Regions from separate parts of the Homo sapiens genome. Here regions 1 and 2 are each linked to region 3. A link is a contact called in ENCODE Hi-C or POLR2A ChIA-PET data. All regions are on one chromosome and are shown on one strand. Each heading gives the region's core, a stretch centred on a gene start or an enhancer-like site at or near the end of the contact. The rest is flanking DNA. Distances are from core to core; before and after follow the strand shown.

The links. A loop is a pair of places that touch in the nucleus more often than their neighbours do. ChIA-PET counts read pairs that join two places held with the same protein, here RNA polymerase II (POLR2A). Pooled maps may share reads with other maps.
Region 1: a loop to region 3 is called in a map of endothelial cell of umbilical vein, with 5 times the contacts of the local background. The contact joins the enhancer-like site here to the promoter of NPIPB8 in region 3. A Hi-C loop is called at or near these places in 3 of 168 maps with a recorded cell type or tissue (CD4-positive, alpha-beta T cell, GM23248 and endothelial cell of umbilical vein), 1 of 37 single-sample maps with no recorded cell type and 1 of 50 pooled maps. POLR2A ChIA-PET finds 5 or more read pairs at or near these places in 4 of 52 experiments (OCI-LY7, RWPE1, activated naive CD4-positive, alpha-beta T cell and 1 more).
Region 2: a loop to region 3 is called in a pooled map, with 7 times the contacts of the local background. The contact joins the promoter of SGF29 here to the promoter of NPIPB8 in region 3. A Hi-C loop is called at or near these places in 2 of 50 pooled maps.

The regions. Positions count from the first base shown.
Region 1 is chr16:28,570,899-28,574,896 of GRCh38, forward strand. The region is part of intron 1 of SGF29 (SAGA complex associated factor 29); the gene reads left to right. Among named protein-coding and RNA genes, the nearest start is that of SGF29, 19 kb to the left of the region's middle. Within about 2 kb of position 2,444, at least 7 of the 41 ENCODE cell types and tissues checked have a DNase peak (open chromatin) inside an H3K27ac peak, as active enhancers do.
Region 2 is chr16:28,552,140-28,556,238 of GRCh38, forward strand. SGF29 (SAGA complex associated factor 29) reads left to right here and starts at 1,781. Exons shown (of 10, transcript NM_138414.3): 1 at 1,781-1,958. RefSeq lists an enhancer at 1,750-2,069 and a silencer at 2,090-2,209.
Region 3 is chr16:28,636,605-28,640,850 of GRCh38, forward strand. It overlaps NPIPB8 (nuclear pore complex interacting protein family member B8), which reads left to right and starts at 1,461. Exons shown (of 8, transcript NM_001310136.2): 1 at 1,461-1,546; 2 at 1,719-1,876. The coding sequence starts at 1,757.

The sequences.
Region 1 (3,998 bases), core at 1,194-3,693, 65 kb before region 3:
AGATGAGACTCTGGACTTTAGACTTTTGAGTTGATGCTAGAATGAGTTTCTATTTGGGGCCATTGGGGTGGACTGAATGTATTTTGCAAGTAAAAAGGACATGACTTTTGGGGGTTCAGGAGCCAAATGCTGTGGTCTGAGTGTTTGTGTTCCCCTAAAATTCATATGTTGAAACTTGATCCCCAACATGGTGGGGCCTTTGGGAAGTGATTAGGCTGTGAGGATTCCACTCTCAAGAATGGGGTTAGCGCCCTTATGAAAGAGGCCTGAGGGACTTGTGTTGCCCCTTCTGCCATGTTGAGAATGCAGTGAGAAGGCACCATCTTTGAAGCGGAGAGCGATGCCGAATCTACTGGGGCCTGGATCTTGTACTTTCCGGCCTTCAGAACTGTGAGCAATAAATTTCTGTTGTTGGCCAGGCATGGTGGCTCACGCCTGTAATCTCAGCACATTGGGAAGCCGAGGCAGGTGGATCACCTGAGGTCAGGAGTTCGAGACCAGCCTGGCCAACAAAGCAAAACCCCGTCTCTACTAAAAATACAAAATTAGCTGGGCGTGGTGGCAGACACCTGTAATCCCAGCTACTTGGGAGGTTGAGGCAGGAGAATCGCTTGAACCAGGGAGGTGGAAGTTTCAGTGAGCCAAGATCACGCCACTGCACTCCAGCCTGGCGACAGAACTAGACTCCGCCTTAAAAAAAAAAAAAAAAAAGATTCTGAATCTTTGGGAAGCCCTCTGGGCTGGGGATCGATTTGGGAGTCAGTACCATGTGGTTCATAGTTGACGCGGTAGCTTGCAGAAGCCAAGGAAAGCCTACGCTTTCAAAAAAAGTTTGGAAGAGTCAATGTAAGGAAATCCAAAGTGGACCTAACTGTGGAGATGGGGGTCAGGGAAGGAGAGAGCTGGGGTGTGAAGTAGTGAAAATTAGAAAAGTGCCTGCTAAGTCCCTGACGCTACTAATGAGTGGTGATTGATTGATGAAAGCAGAGATTTCCGTTCTTGCCTGAGAGCTTCTAGTCTGTTGGGGAAGAAAAGATACACCAATAGCAGCTGGCTAGAAGGCCAGTTTCTTCTTTTTTTATTTTTATTTTTATTTTTTGAGACGGAGTCTCGCACTGTTGCCCGGACTGGAGTGCAGTGGCACAATCTCGGCTCACTGCAAGCTCTGCCTCCCGGGTTCACGCCATTCTGCCTCAGCCTCCCGAGTAGCTGGGACCACAGGCACCCACCACCACGCCCGGCTAATTTTTAGTATTTTTAGTGGAGATGGGGTTTCACTGTGTTAGCCAGGATTGTCTCAATCTCCTGACCTTGTGATCCACCTGCCTCAGCCTCCCTAAGTGCTGGGATTACAGGCGTGAGCCACTGCGCCCGGCCCTTTTGTATTTTTCTTGAGACGGAGCTCTTGTTGCCCAGGCTGGAGTGCAGTGGCACGATCTCGGCTCACTGCAACATCCGCCTGCTGGGTTCAAGCAGCTCTCCTGCCTCAGCCTCCGAGTAGCTGGGATTACAGGCACCGGCCACCACGCCTGGCTAACTTTTGTATTTTCAGTAGATACAGGGTTTCACCATGTTGGCCAGGCTGGTCTCAAACTCCTGACCTCAGGTAATCCGCCTGCCTCGGCTTCCCAAAGTGCTGGTATTACAGGCGTGAGCCACTGCGCCCGGTAGAAGGCCAGTTTCTAAAGGCGTGTTGCAGAGTCCATGTCAGTTCTAGGAAGAATCAAGCAAGAGAAAAGTGTGCTTCTTTAGGACTGGTCAGGCAAGCGCAGCCTTGAGCCAGAAGGGAAAGGGCTTTGCAGGTAGGAGTGGGCAGGCAGCAAGATCGTGTGTCTGAGACAGTGTAGAGGGAACAGGCCAGAAGGAATGTCAGCTGAGCCGGGGAGGTGTCGCTGGGTATGATCCAGTGCTAGAGCCTGTCTCTCGCTGCGCCTGCCTCCTCTCACACAGCCCCCTCTTCTGTCCCTGGCTTCTCAGCATGAAACTCCCCCCAGCCACGTGTTCACATTCCTCCGTGTCACTTTCCTCCATTCAGCACCCCCCATACCCCTTCTTGCTCGCTGGCCTCCCAGCTGTACTCCCAGACAGAGTAACCTACATTTGCTTCCTGCATTTGCCTCCCCCTCCTGTGTGTTGGCTTCTGTCTCTTCCACGGAAAATGTTTTCCCCAAGGTCCTCAGTGACTTCCTCAGCTTTGGGAGACCCCTCTGAGTCCTCTTCTGTGGCATTTGGTGCTGTTTATCATCCCTTCTGTGACTTTCTTTTGACGGATGTACAGATTGGGAGATGGCACTACACAGCTGGGAAGTGGGGGTGAGGACCTGGGGGGGTGTAAGAGATAGCCAGGCTCCAGCCCAGAGGAGGAGCTGGAGGTGGGTGGCCGGCGAACTGCCAGGAGGGAGGCCCTGAAGCCAGAGGAGAAGGGAGTAGCATCATGTCAAGATCAGTAGGCCACATCGGAAGCAGCAGAGAGGGCCCTCACGCTTCCCCTGCAGGGGCTGTTGACTCTCTTGATGAGAGACTGATGAGGACAGAGCTAGAGAAGTGGGTTGGAAAGTGAAGTGGGGACAAGGAAGCAGCACCGGATCCCTGCACAATTTAGGGAAGAAGTTTTGCCGTGAAGAGGAACAGAGGTGGGGGCCTCTAAAGGGGTTTGGAAGCTCTTTTGTGTTTTTTCAGGATGAACTCTCCTCAATCATGCTTGTTCACTGGTAGAGGAGAAAGGATTCGCTGACAGTCGGAGGGGAGATGGAGTTCAGAACACAAATGAAGACTGTTTTTCCCTCTTTAGGGTGAAGGCAGAGGTGACAGGCATTGCTATACAGAGCTTGTAGTTTTGATGGTGGGCATAAAGTCTCTGGCTTCCCTTCCGAGTGAAGTAGGAACCTCAGATATCAGCTAATAGGACCCAGGCCTGGGTCTGAGGGCAGTATCAAGGATATTGAGGAGAGAGGAGGTTTGAAGTGTGCTAAGGGAAGGCTAACCAGATGACTTGGCCACGTGGTTGCAGCACCTCTCGCTGTTTGTGACAGTGCTGTGTAAAGTAAAACCCCCTGTCCAGTGGTGGGGCTGTTAATAGGGCTCAGGTGCGGGCATGTGCAAGGCGGGCCATTGGTTTTGTTACGGGTGGAAGGTATCTGAGTTACCAGCAGCAAATCTGTACGGGTTTGCAGCAATCTCACTTCTTGCCTGTTAAGAATTCGACTTGGGCACAAGGCAGGAAAAGACCGAGGCAAGTTTCAGAGCAGGAGTGGAAGTTCATTAAGAAGCTTTGGAACAGGAAAGAAAGGAGAAGTACACTTGAAGGAGACCCACGTGGGTGCTGAGGTCCAGTGCGGTGTTTAACCTTGATCCTAGGACATTCTAGGACCAAGGCTGGCCCTTTTCCCATGATTCTTCCCTCACGGCGAGCTGCCCGCATGCACAGTGTGCTCCTTACCCTTGGGAGGTGGGCACATACACAGTGTGTAGGAAGTTGTACGGATGCCCATCTGAGGCTTTCTTCACTGTTCTGGTGATGTGCCCTGGGAGGCCATGCTCTGCCATTTGGTCTCTTAATGTGCATGCTCAGGAAGGTGCGTCTCCTTGGTGTCTGCATTCAATTAACACTTCAGTGCATCAAGTGTGGACCGTCAGGAAATGGCCTCTCCCTGGCACCTAGTGGGTGGGGGAGAGCCCTCTCCTGCCCTGCTCCTGCCTGTCCAACTCCCTATAACAGTTTCAGCCAGGATTCCTGCTTTAGCAGGAGAGAATAACCCTTTCTATGCCAAGCCACACCTTCCCTGATCTGGCCACTGAGCTTGCATCTTCTGTCCACACCTTCACTTTCTTTGTTATGGCTCACTGGGGTTCTTTCCTTTTTCCTCACTTAGCAGATAGTCTCTAGCCTCATCAGTTCCCAAGACTTTAGCAACAGCCTGCATGCTGATCATGCTCAGATTTATCCACTTCCAATCTGTGATCTAAACTCCACTTTTATTCTTTTGTGTGGTTTTAAC
Region 2 (4,099 bases), core at 531-3,030, 84 kb before region 3:
CTCTACATCTCTCCTGATCAGTGACTAGGGTTGATTTTTTAAATTTATTTTATTTATTTATTTTTTGAGACAGAGTCTTGCTCTGTTGCCCAGACTGGAGTGCAGTGGCGCAATCTTGGCTCACTGCAACCTCCGCCTCCTGGGTTCAAGTGGTTCTTTCCTGCTTCAGCCTCCAGAGTAGCTGGGACTACAGGTGCGTGCCACCATGCCCAGCTAATTTTTGTATTTTTAGTAGAGACATGGTTTCATCATATTGGCTAGGCTGGTCTCAAACTCCTGACCTCGTGATCTGCCCACCTCGGCCTCCCAAAGTGCTGGGATTACAGGCGTGAGTCACCACGCCTGGCCTAGCTAGGGCTGATATTTAACAATCAGGAAAAAGAGCCCCTGAGACCTTTACAAATGCAAAATTTGCAAAATCCCTCAAAGCATAACCTTCATAAAAGGCAGTAAGTAGAACTGCAGCTGGGTGGATGGGCATGTCATTCACTGACCTGACGCCCACAGAAAGAACTGCAAGTGTGATGGAAGAAAATGATGCATTAATTTTGGGGTTAACATAGTTTCAGTGCTAACGCCTGAGATTCTCTAATAAACAGAAAAATACTGACGGGGCTGAGGTTGGTGGCTCATGCCTGTAATCCCAGCACTTTGGGAGGCTGAGGCAGGAGGATCGCTTGAGCCCAGGAACTCAAGACCAGCCTATGCAACATAGCAAGACCCCCATCTCTACCAAAAAAAATTTAAAAATCAGCAGAATGTGCTGGTGTGTGCTTGTAGTCCTAGCTACTCAGGAGCCCTGATGGCACCACTGCACTCCAACCTGGACAACAGAGCGAGACCCTGTCTCAAAGAGAAAAAAAAAGAAACATGTGATGGCCAGGCACTGTGCTAGGTACTAGGAATACACAGGTGAACACAAGATGATCCCAATCTCATAGGACTTGCAAGTTTATCAAATAATCAACAAATAATTACAGACATTTGTAGGTTATGTAAGAAACTTTAAGATACCAGGATGGCTTTCGATAAAATACCATTGAGGCTACATGTCCATTGCACGTCCATATCCTTAGTACTTTCCTGAGAAGATTCCCTAGAAGTGCGATTTCTGGGTCTAAAGATCTGCTTGTTTTTTGTTTGTTTGTTTTTTTGAGATGGAGTTTCCCTCTTGTCACCCAGGCTGGAGTGCAATGGTACAATCTCCAGTCACTACAACCTCCGCCTCCTGAATTCAAGCGATTCTCCAGCCTCAGCCTCCCCAGTACCTGGGATTACAGGCACCCGCCACCACGCCCGGCTGATTTTTGTATTTTTTAGTAGAGACGGGGTTTCACCATGTTGGCCGGGTTGGTTTCAAACTCCTGAACTCAGGTGATCCGCCCGCCTTAGCGTCCCAGTGTTGGGATTACAGGCGTGAGCCACCGCGCCCGGCCTGTTTTTAATTAATTTTTTAACAACAGACTTTTATTTTTTAGGGCATTTTTAGGTTCACAACAAAATTGAGCAGAAAGTACAGTTTTCATATTACCCCTGCGCCCACCCACCTCCAGCAAGCAGCAATCTGTTCGCTTTCAAGTTTTATTTATTTATTTATTTATTGCATTTTGTTTTAAATAGAGTCTGGGGAAATGGGAGAAAACGCTGAAAACGCACAAGCACTTTGGTTGGTTAAATTAGGGTTCCGCCAAGAGCCGGAGCGGTGTGCCAAGTGAAAACTACATTTCCCACGGGGCAGCGGGTCACGTCACAGAGGAACGACTACGCATGCGTGCAAGGTCCTCCGCGCGCGACTACGCTCATAAAAGGAAAAAAAAGCGTGTGCGGTTCTCGACGTGCCGCCAATCTTCGAACGCAGGTCTGTGATCATCCGCAGACTCCGAAAAAGGGTTCGAGGAACGCGCCTGCTCCCCTCGTCGCAGTTTCCAGCCCGACGAGCTTGTTTTGTCCCGGACTCGGTAGGTGGCGACGGGCCGTGGCCTGAGACCTCCGGCGAAACGCGGGAGCGAAGGGCTGAGTCCTCCCTCCGCGCCGCGGCTCCCGACCTCCCTGAGGCGGCGCTCTAGGGGCGGTGCGCACGCGCTCTGGGCGGGAGGGGGGCGGGGCTCGTGGGGGTGGGGGCGGGAGAGGAGGGCGGGGCCGGGGCTCGGGGAGGGCGGGCCCTGCGCCCGGCCGCTCGAGGTCTGCGCTTGCGTGCTTCCATCCCCGGCGAGGGTGGGAAACAGCGACACGCTGGGCTCGGCACGGACGCAGCTTCCAGGTGGGGTACTCGGACCCGGGTCACGAAGATGCGGACAGAGGATGGGCCCCGAACTCCAGCACTTATTTTATGATTTGCACAAAAATTTTGTATATATATATAGTTCTTAACAAGATACACTAACAGCTCGTCGTTTGCCCAGGAGGCTCAACCTCCCGCCTCGGCCTCCCAAAGTGTGGGGAGTATAGGCGTGAGCCCCCGCGCCCGGCCAAAAAATGCCCGTCTTAAGAACAACAAAACAGCCTCCTTCACCCTCGCTATCCTCCAGTTACCTCCTCCTCGGCTCCGGTTTGCAGCCAAAGGCCTTAGTCTACCCTCACTAATGCCTTTTCTCCTCCAAGTCTTGAACCCTTGAGCCTCTAGTCAGGCTTTGGTCTCCACCACTCCACTAAAAAGGCTTCTTGTCAAAGCCACCAGTGATCTCTAGGTGGCCAAATGCATTGTTAAGTTAGGTCTCAGTCCTGTTCAGCATTTGATGCTGTGGATCACTGCCCCTCCTTGAAACACTGTTTTCATTTGGCTTGCTGAACGTTCTCTTCCTTTGCCTCTGCTCTCTCTGGCTTCTCCTCTGCTGATTCTAACCTAGGCATCATCTCACATTTTTGTTTTTATTAGAGACACGTTCTCTGTTGCTCAGACTGGAGAACAGTGGTGTTATTACAGCTCACTGCAGCCTCAAACTCTTGGGCTTAAGCAGTCCTCCTAACCAAAGCCTCCCCAAATGCTGGAATTACAGGCATGAGCCACCGCAATCCCAGTTTCACATTTTAAATGTAAATACTGGCCAGGCGCGGTGGCTCATGCGTGTAATCCTAGCACTTTGGGAGGCCGAGGTGGGCAGACTGCCTGAGCTCAGGGGTTTGAGACCAGCCCGAGCAACGTGGTGAAATCCAGTCTCTTCTAAAAAAAAAAAAAAAAATTAAAAAATTAGCCGGGCGTGGTGGTGCACGCCTGTAATCCCAGCTACTTGGGAGGCTGAGGCACAATAATCACTTAAACCCAGGAGGTGGATGCTGCAGTGAGCCAAGATCGTGCCACTGCACTCTAGCCTGGGTGACAGAGCAAGACCCTGTCTCAAAAAAGAGTTCTAGAGGTGGAAGAAAATCCACATATAAGTGGACCTGCACAATTAAAACCTGCATTGTTTGAGGGTCAACTGTATAGCTATTTTAAAAGAGATTTATTGTGATGGATTGGGTGACACTATTATAGAGGCTGAGAAGTCCCGAGATTTGCCATCTGCAAGCTGGAAGCCCAGGAAAGCAAACCCTCAGGAAACTCACAGACACACTCTAAAGTGTTTCACCAGCTATCTGGGAATCCCCTAGCCCAATCAGTTTGACACATAAAGTTAACCATCACATTTCCCTAGCTTTGTTTTTCAGTTGCCTCAATCATCATTTTACTGGTGATACTTTGAGTGTTGTCATAATAGCCTAATGGTGGGTTGGCAGCTTCCACTTTTGTGATCTCTTTTACTATTGAATATGCTGAAGTCGTGACACAACTTGGAATTCAGAGGAAGAGCATAGGTTTTAGAACTTGCAGCCTTGCAGCCCCAGCTCAACTACCTATTTTTCCTGAGTTACCTAGCATAACCTATCTGAATTTCAGTTTCTTCACTATACTTACTATTCTGTTATCTATTTTATAGGATTGCTGTAAGGTTTAAATGAGAAACACTGGCATAAGTTGCAATACAGAGGCATGAAGGAAAAAAATTGTCTTCTTAATGTCTCTTTAACCAATTGATGAATATAGATTCTATTTATTTATTTATTTATTTTTGAGATGGAGTCTCGCTCTGTCACCCAGGCCGGAGTATAGTGGTGCAATGTC
Region 3 (4,246 bases), core at 211-2,710:
AGCTTGCTAGCAGGTTTAAGTGTAATAATGTGTGGGAATGACTGCACCATGACTAACACGTAGTGACGGCTTAATTAATGTTAACCCTTATCATTATCATGTAAGAATGTGAGTTGCATAAGAGAGGAATCCTGTCAGTTCGTTCTCTGCTGTGTCCCCAAGACCATGAATCATGGCTGGCACGTAGTAGGCTTTTAATAATATTTGTTCAACAAGTATTTGGCAGTCTTGGAGGGCAGAAAAGGAGGTGGGGAAGATTTTTAAATAACATTTTTTAAAAAGTCACATTGTCCTACAATATCGATTTTTCTTGCATATTTAGGAAATTGAGGGTTTTTTCCTAAAACATGCGGACATATGGGAAATATGATCCAACATTTGCACTAATGTTTCAGACACAGTTAGAGGTTTCCAAGAGATTTTGTGCTGGGGAGGCTGCTTGCTACAAGCTCCCAAAGCTCTGGGAGGACATAGTATTCATTCCTCCCTCAGCAGAAGCGGTGAGGCAAGAAGCTCTGGGGAGCACCCAGCCTTGGACTTTTAGCATAGTGTGTCAGGTCTTCATAGTTTGGGCCCAGGGCACAGAGAAGTCACAGCTCTCTGGCATCCTGTGACCTTTACCCTCTTTGCCAAGGGAAAATGTGGCCCACCAAAGCAAGAAACTTGAGGGCATGGGTCACCCCAGCCCTGGCATCTGCCCAGAGCCCGAGAAGGAAGGAACAATGATCCTCCAGCTACCTCACAGGGCTGGCACAGGTGACCACTGCCCTGGCATCACCCAGCTGTGTCCGGCAGCCTGAACCCCATCTGTGGGGATGCGAGGAGGAAAATACAAAAGTCCTTAGGTGAGCACTGAGAAGGCAGATGCAGCAGAAACCACCAGGCCGGAACTACCCAGTCTTGGACCTATGGTGGAGACAGAGCATAGCTGGCGATCATGTGTACTTACACTCTAAGGTCACCTGGTTGCACTATGGCCTCATCTGTGGCTCTGAAAATGAAGATTTGGAAGGAGATCATCACAGCTAATGTTTAAGAAGCCCCTCCTGTGTGCCAAATCATTCACCCGTCACCACAACCGAATGAGCTAAGGATTCTCATTATATATAGTTTATGGAGAGGGAAGTGCAGACATAAAGAGGTGAATTATCTTACCCAGATCACACAGCTGATAAGTGGTGGAGGCAGAATAGAATCTAAACAGTGTAGAATCTAAACAGAATAGAATCTAAACATGCATTGATTTGACAAGTGTTTATTGAGCACCTGCCATGAACAAGGCCTTGTGTGATTAAATAGGGTTATAATTAGTAATATAAAAATGAGAAATCACTAATGCTTTTTAGACTTAACATTTTCTTTTTTGTAGGTTTCAGGCACAGAACTGTATATCCAATAATAGTGAAATGGATCCCACTAATTATGACAGAAATGATGATACATTTAAATGACTTGGATGTTTTATAGGTATGATCTCATGAAACCTTGAGAGAAACTGAATGACGAATGAAACTATTGTTCCTGTTTCACACAGAAGAAAACTGAGGTTAAAAGGGGTAAAGTAATTTTGCATGGCATGAAGTAGAAATTCAAAGTACAGGAATTTGAACTTGGTTCTGTCCTTTTCTGAAGCCCCTATGCTCTTGACCACTATAGACTCAAACATCACCTTGTTTTTCCACTCATTCAACAAACTTTTTTTCTTAATTGTCTAATAGGTTGGCACTCATCATGAGCCCCTGTTCTCATTCTGCAAATGGTGAAGCTCTCTATTGTCCTGACCCCACAGTTCCTGTCCCATGACCAGGGCCAGCTCACCAAGGAGCTGCAGCAGCATGTAAAGTCAGTGACATGCCCATGCGAGTACCTGAGGAAGGTGAGTGAGTGCAGACAAGATGGGGCCTGGTGCCCTTGAGCAGTTCCCGGGTCTCAGCTGCCACACATCTCATAGCGGGTGATGCTGGGGGAAGCTTACGCAGTCACAGTACTGGCTTCTTCCTCTTTTTCTTTCCATACAAGTGGCTTAGGGATGGGGTAAAGTAGTTGACTTATTTGGATGAAAACCACTATCTTCTGTCAGAAACTCAAAAGGAATCATTGCTGGCATGGTAACCTAAAGAAAAACAACCAGACAAGTGCCCAACGACACTTAAAAAGTTTATTTATTATCTTGCCAAGTTTAGGCTGGGCATGGTGACTCATGCCTGTAATCCCAGCATTTTGGGAGGCTGAGGCTGGTGGATCACCTGAGGCCAGGACTTCAAGACCAGCCTGACCAATATGGCAAAACCTCGTCCCTACTAAAAATACAAAAATTAGCCGGGCATGGTGGTGTGAGCCTGTAGTCCCAGCTACTCAGGAGGCTGAGACAGGAGAATTGCTTAGATTCAGGAGGTGGAGGTTTTAGTGGGCCAAGATCACGCCATTGCACTCCAGACTGTGCGACAGAGCGAGACTCTGTCAAAAAAAAAAAAAAAAATTATCCTGCAAAATTTGAAAAGGAAATTCAAATCAACAGCTTCTAAACTACTTTTTAACATGACTCATAATAAGAAATACATTCTATAGTACATATATATGTTCTATAATTTTGAATAAAAGAATTAACCACATCACATTTATTTTACAACATGTAATACATATTTTTTATTCTCCTTCATTTGTTTTGAATGCTCTGTGCAGTCTACAAAAAGTCCAATAGTAATAATTAAATTAGTCATTAAGTTGAACATTATCTTGTCTTTTAAAATAATAATCTCAAAAATGATCTTTTATTTTTGAGATTTATATAGATACACACACACACACACAGACACACACACAGACACACACACACACACATATATATATATTTTTTTTTTTTTTTTTTTGAGACAGAGTTTCACTCTGTCCCCCAGGCTGGAGTGCAATGGCACAATCTTGGCTCACTGCAACCTCCGTCTCCCGGGTTCAAGCAATTCCTCTGCCTCAGCCTCTGAGTAGCTGGGACTACAGGTGTGCACCATCATGCCCAGCTAATTTTTGTATTCTTAGTAGAGATGGGGTTTCACCATATTGGCCAGGCTCGTGTCAACTCCTGACCTCGTGATCTGCCCACCGTGGCCTCCCAAAGTGCTGGGACTATAGGTGTGAGCCGCTACACCCCGTCCAAGATAAAATTATTTTAACAATATACTATGAAGAGAAAAACACTGGCTATGAAAGAATATGCATAGTTTTACCCTGTTTAAAAATAAAGATTGAAAGAATACATATGCAAATAAGTTTACTTTTATTTTTGGTAACACTTTACTGCATTGTCTGAATATTGACAATCAGTATGCATCATGAAGCTACATGGCTAACATTGTGTACTCACTGTGTGTGCCAGGCCCTGGGTTCAATGCTCTACATGCACTTATATTTCATTTAATTCTCTCTGCAACCTGAGATGGTATAGCCACCTCATTTTACAGAGTTGAAACTGAGGCTCAGAGACTGAAAGTTAAGCCTGAGGTTACAGTCAATAAGAGGCAGAGCTGGAACTGAAACCTATGTGTGTCTGACCACCAGTTCATGTTCTGACGGCAGGCTAGTCTGCATCACAGAGTGTGGGGTAGATGGTGCATGCCTGCTAGGATGGGCTAGGTATCACTGTAGGTAAGAAACAGCCCCAAACGATGGAAATGTACAAAATGTACACCACTGAAGGCTCTTTTCCTGCCCATGCTGCACATCCTCCATGGCTCTCCTGTGCCCTGTGCCCCACATGCCCTCATCCTGCCACGAGAATAAAGGAGCAGCCTCCATATAGGAGCTGTCAGTTGCTCCAAGAGATGAAGGAGAGAGTGGCCAGTCTCAATGGCTCCCAACTCTTTTGCCTCGAGGTGACACGCTTCACTTCCACTCACATCTCCTGGGTCAAAGCAAATCCCATGGGTACATCCACTTTCAAGTGGCCCAGGAGAGAACCTGAAATACTTGGTGGACTCCATTAAGACCGTCATATGGTGTCAGCCTGCATGGGAGACTGTGGAGGGGCAGAGGAAGAGAGTGGGGAACTGATGGGAAATGACAGGAGGACTAAGTCACCGCAGATTTGCTTTATCTTCAGCCAGGTGGAGTTTGTCCCAGAGCTGCACAAAATCATCACCAGCATGATTAAACGGAGTAGACTTCAGAAAAAGCAGTTTGGTCGAATGTAATCAGCAGTGAACTCAGAATCAATTGAGTGACATTGAGTCAGTAAATCTCTGACTGCCTCAGT